Regions from separate parts of the Mus musculus genome. Here region 1 is linked to region 2. A link is a loop called in an ENCODE intact Hi-C map of the cell type or tissue named here. Cell type or tissue: heart. All regions are shown on one strand. Each heading gives the region's core, and the rest is flanking DNA. Links, peaks and the distances in the headings are about the cores only.

What was found. A loop is a pair of places that touch in the nucleus more often than their neighbours do. Peaks named below come from ENCODE experiments on the same cell type or tissue, not always from the same donor. Only the 100,000 strongest peaks of a DNase experiment are listed, where the experiment ranks them.
Region 1: it touches region 2 in a loop (2.7-fold over the local background); 7 of 42 quality-filtered maps call a loop at or near these places.

Annotation. Positions count from the first base shown.
Region 1 is chr10:4,430,202-4,435,577 of GRCm38, forward strand. It overlaps Rmnd1 (required for meiotic nuclear division 1 homolog), which reads right to left and starts at 2,187. Exons shown (of 13, transcript NM_025343.6): 1 at 2,065-2,187. Armt1 (acidic residue methyltransferase 1) reads left to right here and starts at 2,404. Exons shown (of 5, transcript NM_024261.2): 1 at 2,404-2,510; 2 at 4,627-4,732. The coding sequence starts at 2,470. In heart, for the core only: CTCF peaks have their summits at 920 and 3,341; DNase peaks (open chromatin) are centred at 350, 770, 2,140 and 2,470; H3K4me3 peaks cover 2,906 bases; H3K27ac peaks cover 2,477 bases.
Region 2 is chr10:5,159,583-5,164,958 of GRCm38, forward strand. It overlaps Syne1 (spectrin repeat containing, nuclear envelope 1), which reads right to left. Exons shown (of 146, transcript NM_001347711.1): 98 at 2,752-2,886; 99 at 1,870-1,979. Among named protein-coding and RNA genes, the nearest start is that of Gm51757, 160 kb to the right of the region's middle. In heart, for the core only: a CTCF peak has its summit at 2,177 (motif pointing left); no DNase peak of the experiment used is centred there.

The DNA of each region.
Region 1 (5,376 bases), core at 269-5,268, 730 kb before region 2:
TGTTTGTCTGTATGTATCTGTGCGTTACAAGAATGCCTGGTGCTACCGAGGTCAGAAGAGGGCACTGGATGCCCATCAACTCACTGCCCACTCCCTGAAGCAGCTTTTTATTTGGCTTCTAGAATACCACATTGGCCATTTTCCTTCGGTCTTTTTTTGCTGGTTCCTCATCTATTCAAGAATGTGATACATCAGGACTCAGACTCTGGGCCACTTCTCTTCCCAATCAGTCTCCCGGTGACTTTACCCGACCCCGTGTTTCATACGTCATCAGGATGAGTAGCACATATTTATCTCTAAATCCCTCTGAGCACCAACAATGTAACAAGCTCAAAACTGGGCATCTGAAGGCTTCCACAAACCACAGCCTTCCCTATTCAAGTGCCAGTCACATGCTCACATTTGCCTAAGCCCTAAACCCGGAAGTTGCTTCTGCTTTTCTCTTCAGTCCCTATTACTCGTCTGTCAGTAAATCCACTGGCCTTTTCTGACCAGTACCCACCGCAAACACTTTTGCCACCTGTCCCGAGTTTCTGGTTTTTCCCATGATGATTATAATAGCCATTTACCTGTTTATGATGGTTCACCTTTATCTGACTAGCCTCAGAACCACCATGGAGACTCACCGCTATGTCTGTGACAGACTTTCTGGGATAGGTTAACAGGAGGGAAGACCCCCTGAAATATGGATAGGACTATACCATGGGGATGGGTTGCCGGCTTTCACCACTGGACTTTCTAGTGGAGCAATGCATGGCCCCTGCCTGCTCCCGCCTCCATGCCTAATCTGCCATGCAGGACTCTAGATGAGCAGCAAACCCTTCCTCCCTTCAGCTGCTTCTCCTCAGGCAGCTTGTCACATGAAAGGCAACTGGCACACTGGCTCCCTGCCACTGTTTACAGCCTCCTACAGGTCATTCACAATGGACTACAGCAAAAATTCTGAGACCTTAACTAGAATCCTATCCTTTCCCAGAGTCAAATTTGATGATGGCTTTACATTTACAATAAAAGCCAATGCCCCTAAAACGCCCTTCTGAGCCTTCTGCAACACTGCAGCATTCCCTATAGAATGCCTTTGTTCCAGGCCCTCTGGGCCTTTCCACTCACCTGTCCACAAGCTCTCCTCCTAAGGACTTGACTCCCTCAGTGACTTGGTATAATACATATAACCAACACACATCCATCACATCCACTTTGGATTTTCAAGACTGGATTTCTCTGGATAACCTATAATTTCTCTCTTTGACTGGCCTGGAACTTGCTTTGTACACCAGGCTGGCCTCTGCCTCTGGAGTGACAGGATTAATACTTATAACCAACACTCATCCATTCTCTTGCTATTTTTTACTTTGTCCTCATATTTAGCACCACTTACATACCTTGTATTTTTAGCTTTTTAATTCATGCAATGACTACTCCTTACCGTGTGCAGTATGCTAGCTCTGGAAATGAGCAAATAAGGGATAATATATATTAGTTAGCGACAGTGATATCAGAAAGCAATAAAGGAGATTTTTGCCTCTCTTCAAAAGCAGGTTTCTGTGTTTGTCCCCCTATGCTCAGTGACAGTAGTGTCCTTGGGCACAGAGGCGTCAAGTAAATTTTTAAAATGAAACACAAGGGAGCTGCAGTTTTTGAGCATTATCCTTAAGCATAATATGTCCATGTGCCTAAGGATAGCACTAATTGCACTTAGTGTTTTAAGTTGGGAGTGGGACATGGGTAGGCCTAGGCGTTTGACGGCAGGGCTGGGGGTGGTGGTGGACATAACCAAAATATATTGTACATGAGATGCAGAATACCATCAATGAAAAAAGCGGCTGCATCCAGGTTAGATTCAGCGGGTAAGTGGGGCTGACCTTTGGGAGCACTTCTTCCAGTTCCTAAGTTCAAGGTGATTTCATGCACCTTGGCAGCTACTACTATGCCCTGCTTCCAACTCGGCGGGGTCGGGAGTGTTTGGCTTGAGGTGCTTCGGATTCCCGGCTAAATTCCCAGGCCCTGGCCGAAGCCCACACCTCCTCACCAGCTTCTCCGGCTGGGGAAGCGCGAAGCACTGACCTGTGCGCGGAGAGGACGACCGCGACGCCCACGCGCACGCTCCCGCCGCAGGAACCTCTGCGGAAACACACCCCGCCCCGCCCCGCTGCGGCGCAGGCGCACTGCAAGCCCCAGGCCGGCAAGCTGGGACACGTGACCGTCCGAACACGTGACCGCTCCGCGCCCCCCCCCCCCCCTTCCGCTCGGCGGGCTACCGCCTCCGGTCCTCCAGGGCTTCCGCTCGCGTAGCCGGAAGGCCCTTGCGCCCCATGTTCTGACCCTGGCCAGACCACCAAATAAAGTTTCTGAGTTCAAAAGCGCTTAAAAAAAAAAAAAAAAAAAAAAAAAGCTCCAACGCTTCCTTTCTGGAACCGCGGCCGTTGAACCCCGGGCGACGCCAGTTGAGTGGCTTGTGGTGCCGGTGTGATGGCCGAGTCCCCGGCGTTTCTTTCCGCTAAGGACGAGGGGTGCGTCTCGCTTTTTTTTTCTTGCGCTCTTGGGAGAAAAAACCCATGTTGGGTGAGGAAGCTGTGGGCGGTCGGGAGCGCCGGATCCTCAAGCTGAGAGTTCGAGTCCCACCTCGGTGGGAGAGAGCCGGCTCGCTGTGCTGGCCGGCGTCAGGACCTAGCTAGTTCCGCTGTGTACCTTCTTCCTTTCTGTCCCGAATTGAGACGCTGGGGCAGGAGTATTGCTGCGAGTTAAAGCCAGCTTGAGCTCGTAGTGAGTTCGAGCTCACTGTGGGATACATTAGGAAAAAGCTTGTCTCTAACAAGTGAGAAGGAAAGGCGCTGCGGGGGCCAACAATTAGGACTCATACCTACTGCGGTGTGTATTAATGGTATGGGTCAAACTAATAACTCTATATTTAAAAACGTCCTAATTTTGCGTGTGCGCGCACATGCCATTATTCGCGTTAGAGGTCAGAGGACAGCTCTGGAGCCGATTTTGTTCCTTCACCTCTCAGGAGTTCAACGAGAACTCGGTCGCGGGCAGCAGATTTATCATGTGCCTTTACCCACTGAGCCATCTCACTGGCCCCCAAAATAAACATCATTAGAAGTAGTTCTTGCAATTTTCATCTTTAGAGTTTTCCCCCCTATACACACTTCTCATGAAATTTGTTAGGCACAATCGATTCACCAAAACAGCTAATAGCAAAATGGAACAATTAGTGGGACGTTAGTTTACTTTAAATTTAATTAAAATTATTTAAAACTTACAGATCGTTGACTGCTGGAATTTTCCACTTGCAATGTTTTTAAACTGGTTGAGTGCCCCTGGGAAGGCAAACCTGTGGACAAAGGGGGAATTACAATATGCTACAACGCTGAGAGCAAAGTTATAAGTAAGAGCAGAAATAAGCATTGGCTAAGTAGCCAATCTTCTTGTCTGGCTGGATGGTTGGTTTTCTTTTGACACGGAGCTATTGAATTATGTAGTGAAGGATGACCTGGGACTCCCAATACTCCTGCCATTATACTCTGTGTCATTATAGAGGGAGACACCACTAGGCTCCAAATTCATATTTCAAATACTTTATTTTCAAATGATTTAATTAGTTTTTATGTGTTGGGGGAGTGTGGCACTCACCTGTGACATTACCCAGGAATGGACGTCAGAGGACGACTTGTGTAGGGAGTCCCCTTTGTCCTTCTACCATGTGGGTTCCAGGGATCGAACTCAGGAGGTTGTACTTGGTAGCAGGTGCCCTTCCCTGCTGAGGCCTGTCTCCAGCCCCTGGAATAGTTCCTAGGTGCTTAGGTGTGGCCTACCCTGCCCTGTAACTCTAGCTCTAGGGGATCCAGAGCCTCTGGCCCCAGCAGTCACCTGCACATACCCTACCCAGGGAAATGCAAATCAAAACCACTTTGAGATTTTCATTTCATCTTTCTAAGCCAGTGACCTAGGACCAGAGCCTGTTGAATTGCAAGACCTGTCCTTTTTTGAACTTAACCACATTGCTGAAGTCGTTTCTGATTTAGAAAAAGAAATTGAGTAGATGGAAAAGAAAATGATTCAGTCAAGTTCTGGGGCAGAACCCAGTACTACAGTTTGTGCAGTGGTCATGACAGTAGAGTTCCACATTGTCTCGGGTCTTCTGCCTTCTTCCCTCCCATCCTTCATCCAGCCCTCCCTCCCTCCCTCCCTCCCTCCCTCCCTCTCTTCCTCCCTCCCTCTCTCCTCCCTTCCCCCTTCCTCCCTTCCTCCCTTCCTCCCTTCCTCCCTTCCTCCCTTCCTCCCTTCCTCCCTTCCTCCCTTCCTCCCTTCCTCCCTTCCTTCCAGATGAATCTTATCTATCCCAGGATGGCCTTAAACTCCTGCTCCTCTTCCTGCTGTCCTCCTGAGCAGGGGTTCCAGCTGTGTGCCGCTGTGTTTTCTCCTCTTCTGGAGCTTCATTCGTACAAGACAAGTGAGCAGTTTAGGAGTTCAGTCTCATATCTATAAAGCAAATAAAACTGGTGTATTAAAATAGTCATATGAAAAGGAATTTGGACCCAAATGAGGTGTTCCAGAAACTAAAATTGGGCATGCCTTCTAGTGTCAAAGCTACTGAGTAATGCATGATATTGGACTCTCTCCTAGGTCCTTTGCATATCTTACGATTAAGGACAGAACACCGCAGATCTTAACCAAGGTTATTGATACATTGCATCGACATAAAAGTGAATTTTTTGAAAAACATGGAGAGGTAAGAACTATATTTCAGCTTTAATTTTGTGCTAGTTCTTCACAAGAATAACAGTATTTATAGAAGGTTTCCGCTCTCATGTAAAGACTGTTTCTGGCATAAATACTTACCTGCTTTTCTGTGTGTTGAGGTAGCCTCTGGTTGACCTGTGCACTAATAGCTTAGTCTCCCTAGACCTTAGTGGTCATAAATGATGGCCTTGACTTCTCTGAAGAGCTTTTGAGGTGTCACAGCGACCTGTCTGTCTTACAGCATCTGTGTTACTAATTGGAGCCCTTGAGTCCCCTAAGTGCAAACCTCGGGGTGAAGGGCAGTGGGGATTACAGTTGCTTGACAACACAATGTGATTAAACACAGGAAAGACTTTCTGGTTGGGGTAGAGGACGACTTTAAAATTCACCGTGCCTGTTTAATCAACAGGTGAGAAAACAACAACAAGTAAGTAATTACGTTAATGTGGATAAAGCCTTTAAAGCTATGGGACCAGTTATCTCTGGATTGTGCGGCATGCAGTTGTACCTTCTTCCCTTCCTTCTTCCCTCCCTGCCTGCCTTGCTTCCTTCCTGTCCTTTTAATTTAAGACAAGGTTTTGAGTACCTAAAGATCTTGAACACGTGGATTACAGTTGTGAGCCACCATATGCA
Region 2 (5,376 bases), core at 128-5,127:
TCTTGACAGAAGGTGTGAACTGGACTCAGTTACACTGAAGGGCGATTTTTCTAAGGAGTTTGTATAACCATTGAAGAATTCCGAAGTGGTTCAAGATCTTGAACCACTCTTTTAAAGTTAATCTTCACAGAAAGCTACCATGCAAGACAGATTTCTTTTTACACGAGTTTAATATTTGAAAGAGCAACTAAAGCAACTTGTAGATGTTTATCTGTTGTCTGGGCTCTAGCCAACGCTGAAGGCCAAGGAGAAGGGAGCAAAAAACAACAGCAACATTTTTTTTTTCTTTTTAACCACAAGAAACTTGCACAAGATTCCCATAGCTCTTTTGTGGAACCGACTGTCTGCCAAGCAGACGGCACTCACTAGCTGTCTCCTTCTCAAAAGCAGAGATATAAATAAAGGGCTTGAGAAACTGTAGATGTGCGAATGCCTCAGAGCTGCTTAGTGGGTAGTGAGAGAAAAGACACGCTGCTCTACTAGCCTAGACGAGCGTCCCCTTCATTTGGGGCTTTGCTGCTGATGTATTTTAAAGACCTTATCACGGATCTTTCTAAACTTGGTGGACGGTAGCAATTATTTCAGCTTTCACAGATTTGGGGAGACCTAAATGTCAAAACTACGCATCCCATAATATCTGCAATATATCAACACTCAGAATCACGGAGTCAGTGTTGAGTAAACTACAAAAACACTTTAGTAGCCACATCTGTTATCTCCAGTGATCCATTTGAATACAATGTGTTGTTTCAATTCACAATGTTCCTCAGCTTCCACATGTAAGATTTCTGATACCATGTTGTAATTTTTTTCTTGATGCTAGTAGGTACTCCTGCCTTTTCAATTATTTGACATTATAAATAATATCTTATAACATCTTTCTAACATCTACTCTTTTTTATATTATTTTGCTGAAACAGGGTTTAGAATCAGGAAACAAAGCACAAGGAGAAAGAGCCAAGAGAAACAAGCAAAGACTGCACTCAGACACTCAGGTCTTTACTGACCCCTAGGAACAAAAGGTGCTTCCGAGCTGGGTGGTGCTGCACACACCTTTGATCCCAGCACTTGGGAAGCAGGGGCAGGTGGATCTCTGTGAATTTGAGGCCAGCCTCATCTATAGAGTGAGTTCTAGGGAAACCAGAGAATACCTGTCATGGCAAAAACAAATAAAAGGAAAGGGTTTTCTTTGTATCATTATCAAAACATTTTGTCTTGATGGTTGCTCCGTATTATCATAACTCTGTAGGTAAGCAAGCCAAGACACCCAAGGTCCGTGGTTCAAGTCACAGGCATACCCCACTGGCTGTAGCCCTGTTACCTTTCCAGCTTGCAAATAAAAACCTCCTGTTGAGAAGTCTAGTCGAATATTTCATCTTTCTGTATGTAAGACTTTCAAAGTGTCCATTCCAATCCTACTCCCCAGGATAAAAAACTTTATATGTAGGGATTATAGGAAGAAAGCTGTTTGGAAGTCTACCACTTAGCCTGCATATACATCCTTTTTATTATTATTTTTACTTCTTAAGAATATTCTGCAGGAGTTCTCAAGAGGAAAACACTCTGATTAGGTATAGTCATCAGTTGGAAATATCACAGATGTGATTTGATAACACATTTGACTCAGAAAATGATATGTGTGCTGGGCCTCCAGGAAGGCAAACTCATTAGTCATTATCAGCAGCCATTTTTCTATCTGCACAGCAAAATGCTTGGCAGTGCAGAGACATTTAATATCCTAAAGTGAATGGGGGGGGGGGGGGGGCGGTGTCAGTGCCTTGTGTGGAAAGTAACTATGGAGCAAGGTGTTCCGTTTTTTTCAAATGACAGAGAAACACGAGAAAAGGAAGTTGCAATTTCAAAACATACCCAAGGCCACCTGAACCTTCTGCGGTGGAATGTTGGGTTAGAATCTCCTCTCCACGGCTAGCTACTGAGCGGAGGAGGCTCTTCTGCTCGGCCAGCTCCTGTTCGAACTCCTGCACAAACGCAAACGTTATGGTCACTTCAGAGAGCAGTTGATGGTGGCTGTCACCGTCACTGCTTCCTTTCCTCAGAACGTAAGGAGGGCTCTAATAACTGTAAATCTGAGCACAGTTTAGGCAAATACTCTTGTTCTGATTAAATATACTGAAAAAGCAACAGGAACAGAAAATTTTTGCTGGACAACAGCGCCCTCATGTGGTGAAATATATTCTTTCCTTTCAAAGTCAAAGCTGTCTCAGACTAGCCAGGACAGACTCCTTACAAACATCAGTTCAGGACAGTTAAACTTGATTATCAGCCAATCTGAGTTGCGTGCACTCACAGTAAGTGAGTTTACACTTTGACATGAGAAGGTACTTATGTATTCCTTTTACACTGAGTTAGTTTCCTTAAAAAAATTAATCGACTGAAATCATTTGTATCACATCCATTTACAATTGGGTCTTGTGAGGAGTCTACTAGAAAATAGGAAACACATTTCATTTCTTTGGGGAGAAAAATGCATTTCAGAGCTTTGCCCATTCTCAGAAGCCTTGCTGGGGCTTTTGTGTTATAGTAAAATAGAAGCAAACATTGCATCAAAGAACTACTCAAGACCCATATCCATGCTGGGATGTGGATCCCAGGCCTGGCCTGGGTTCCGTTCCCAGCATTGAAACCAGAACAAAACAAAACTCATGTCAACAAAACCTACGGTCACAGAAACACTGCCCGCAAGCTCTGCTCATGGCAGAGATGCCCACAGGAAGGTGGAAAAGGCTTTACTTTTTGCTGCTGGAGGCTGCTCTGCCGCTGGTGGGTCCTTGTGGTGCGGGCTTGTGCCAGCCATTCCTGCACGCCGGGGCTCTGGGTGTCTGTGAAGTCAACATCGTTCTCCTCTTTCTCTTGTGTGACTCCCTGCTTTGAACAAGATAAGACAGGAATCAGGGGCCACACTGAAAAGTTGTTTCTCTGCCGATGAAATGAGCCAATTCAAGCCAAATAGATTATATGAAGTGTAGGTTTATTGGGAGGCTGCTCTGGGGCGGGCGAGTTCTCTGGCCCCAAGGAAGGAGGAGAGGGAAGTTGCCATTGAAAGGGAGACAGAGGAGATGATGGTAAAGGAGAGAAAAAGTGTGGGTGTCAGAGGGAGGAGGAGAGAGAGAGGGAGAGAGACTGAACAAGGAGACAAAGAATGCTGGATTATACAGTGGAATGGTGCCCAGCCCCAGGGCTGGAAAGTTTAGGGTTGGGGGAGGGGGAGGAGTATGTCAGGTAGGGACTGAAGGATGCTGGGAGAACCTGGAGGCCAGGTTTGCTTTGGTACCTACACTATGCACCTCAGTCCCTTGTCCTAGGGTTGAAACCACTCACAGGAAAACCTCACCTCACTGGAAAGACAACTCCTTTGGTGTAGTTGGGATAATGACTTCATCACCATCATTGCACTCCATTAAAAAAGTGATGGTGACACAAGACTTTGAGACTTTTAGGAACAAGAGTAAGCAGGTGATTATGTCCAGGGTTATTTCTAAGGAAGCCCATTTTTCCAGAGTAGTCTTCAAGTATTATTCTAAATTTTTTCCACATAAATATAAAACTCAACCCTTTTATGAACATATTAAAATCACACAAAGGTAAAATGCTACCCAGATAATCATTACATGTCAAACTTTGTTGTCCCTCCTCTAAAAGCTTCGCCCGGCCAACATTTCTCTCATGTTATCTATCCAAAATGGGCACAGTAGCAAGTCCTTGCTTCTTAAACAGTTTTTGTTTTTTTGTTTTGTTGTTTTTGTTTTTTGTTTTTTTTTTAAAGGTTATCAACCAAAGAGATCAACACCTTTGAGAAACAGTAAATCCACGGTTGGGTTCACATTCTAGAATTCAAGAAGAGCAAGACATGAAGGTTAATGCTGGCTGTGGACTTTGGCTGGGTACAGGGCACATGGGAGAATAGGAAGGCATAACTGCTCCTTGTGTCTGTTAGGTCTTGAGGGCTCTGCCAAAATCCACAGTATTAATCTACCCATGGATTAAAAATCGGGGTGGACAACTGAAAAGAGGTGGAACAAGGAGAAAAGCAGCCCACCGGGAAAGGGTCATTAGTGGCATTTGAAGGGTACTTTTTCTTTCCTTGCCTGAGTTTTAAAGCTTTGCCTTGCCCTTAAGCCATGATATCTTTGCCTTGCCACTATCATTAGTAAGTGTGTCATTGAGTCAAACTTCTGAAAACACAAAGCAAAAAAACCAAGTCTCTCATTCCCTAAAGTTGTCTCCATCAGTCATTTTGTCACAAGGCGGCAGAGCTTAATAACTTGCAGCAAGGGCTTCCAAGATGGCTGAACATCCTTGGCTTCCCCACCCCCACCCGCCCCAGCCTTGCCTCTTCAACTCTGTTTTCAAGAGTTGCAGGAAGTGGTCAACCTCGGAGGGGGCTGGGGCGATAATCACCGGGACACTTCAAGAGGCAGGAAAGCCTTAACTCACCCCAACCCCGACAACACTACACTCATAAGGAGGCAGCACTAACTGGATTCAGGACATTAAAAAATTAAAATTAAAAAAGGACATCAAGTTGGGAGAGATGTTATAAGGGTCCTGGGACCTGCTGAGGAGGGGAAATAAGAAGCAGACATGATCGACACTGTACACTCTATGTATGTCTAAAAGTTTCAAAGATGAAGCAAAACTGTAAGAAGCTATAAAAATTAAGAATATAAAAATGCTTATAAAATAAATTTATAAAGAAAGTAGAAAATGGCTCCCAGCTCCACCTATGAATCTCCTAAGACTTGAATTAATTCTAGGACTCTTGATTTTTGAATGTATGTTATTCAAAAAGAGCTAATTATATACGTCTGTATAATAAATAGTTCCCAGTAGCCTGGAGGCAAAGGCGGGTGTATCTCTGTGAGTTGAAGGCCAGTCTGTTCTACACAGTAAGTTCCAGAATAGCCTGGGCTACATAACAGAGAAACCCTTTCCTCTGATAGTTGCCCCCAGTATTAAATAGCTCCTGTCCAAACAAGAGTCTTTCAGTGCCATTAGAATTAGCAAAATAAACTGGGTGACAGTGGTGCATGCCTCTAACCCCAGAACTCAGGAGGCAAAAATATGTGGATTTCAGAGTTCAAGGCCAGCCTTGTCTACAGAGTGAGTTCTAGGACAGCCAGAGTTACACAGAGAAACCGTGTGTGTGTGTGTGTGTGTGTGTGTGTGTGTGTGTGTGAGCCGGGGTTGAGGGGTACAGGAGAATAACATAGTCAAGTGTCAGCTAACTGTGGGCACAGTGCTTGCCATTCTACAAATTCAAAAAGTGTCCCTGGGGGTTTTAAGGGACTTGGTGTGATAATTACAAGTGACAATCCCAAAACATGCTGCTTTCTCCCTTCATCTCACCCCCCCCCC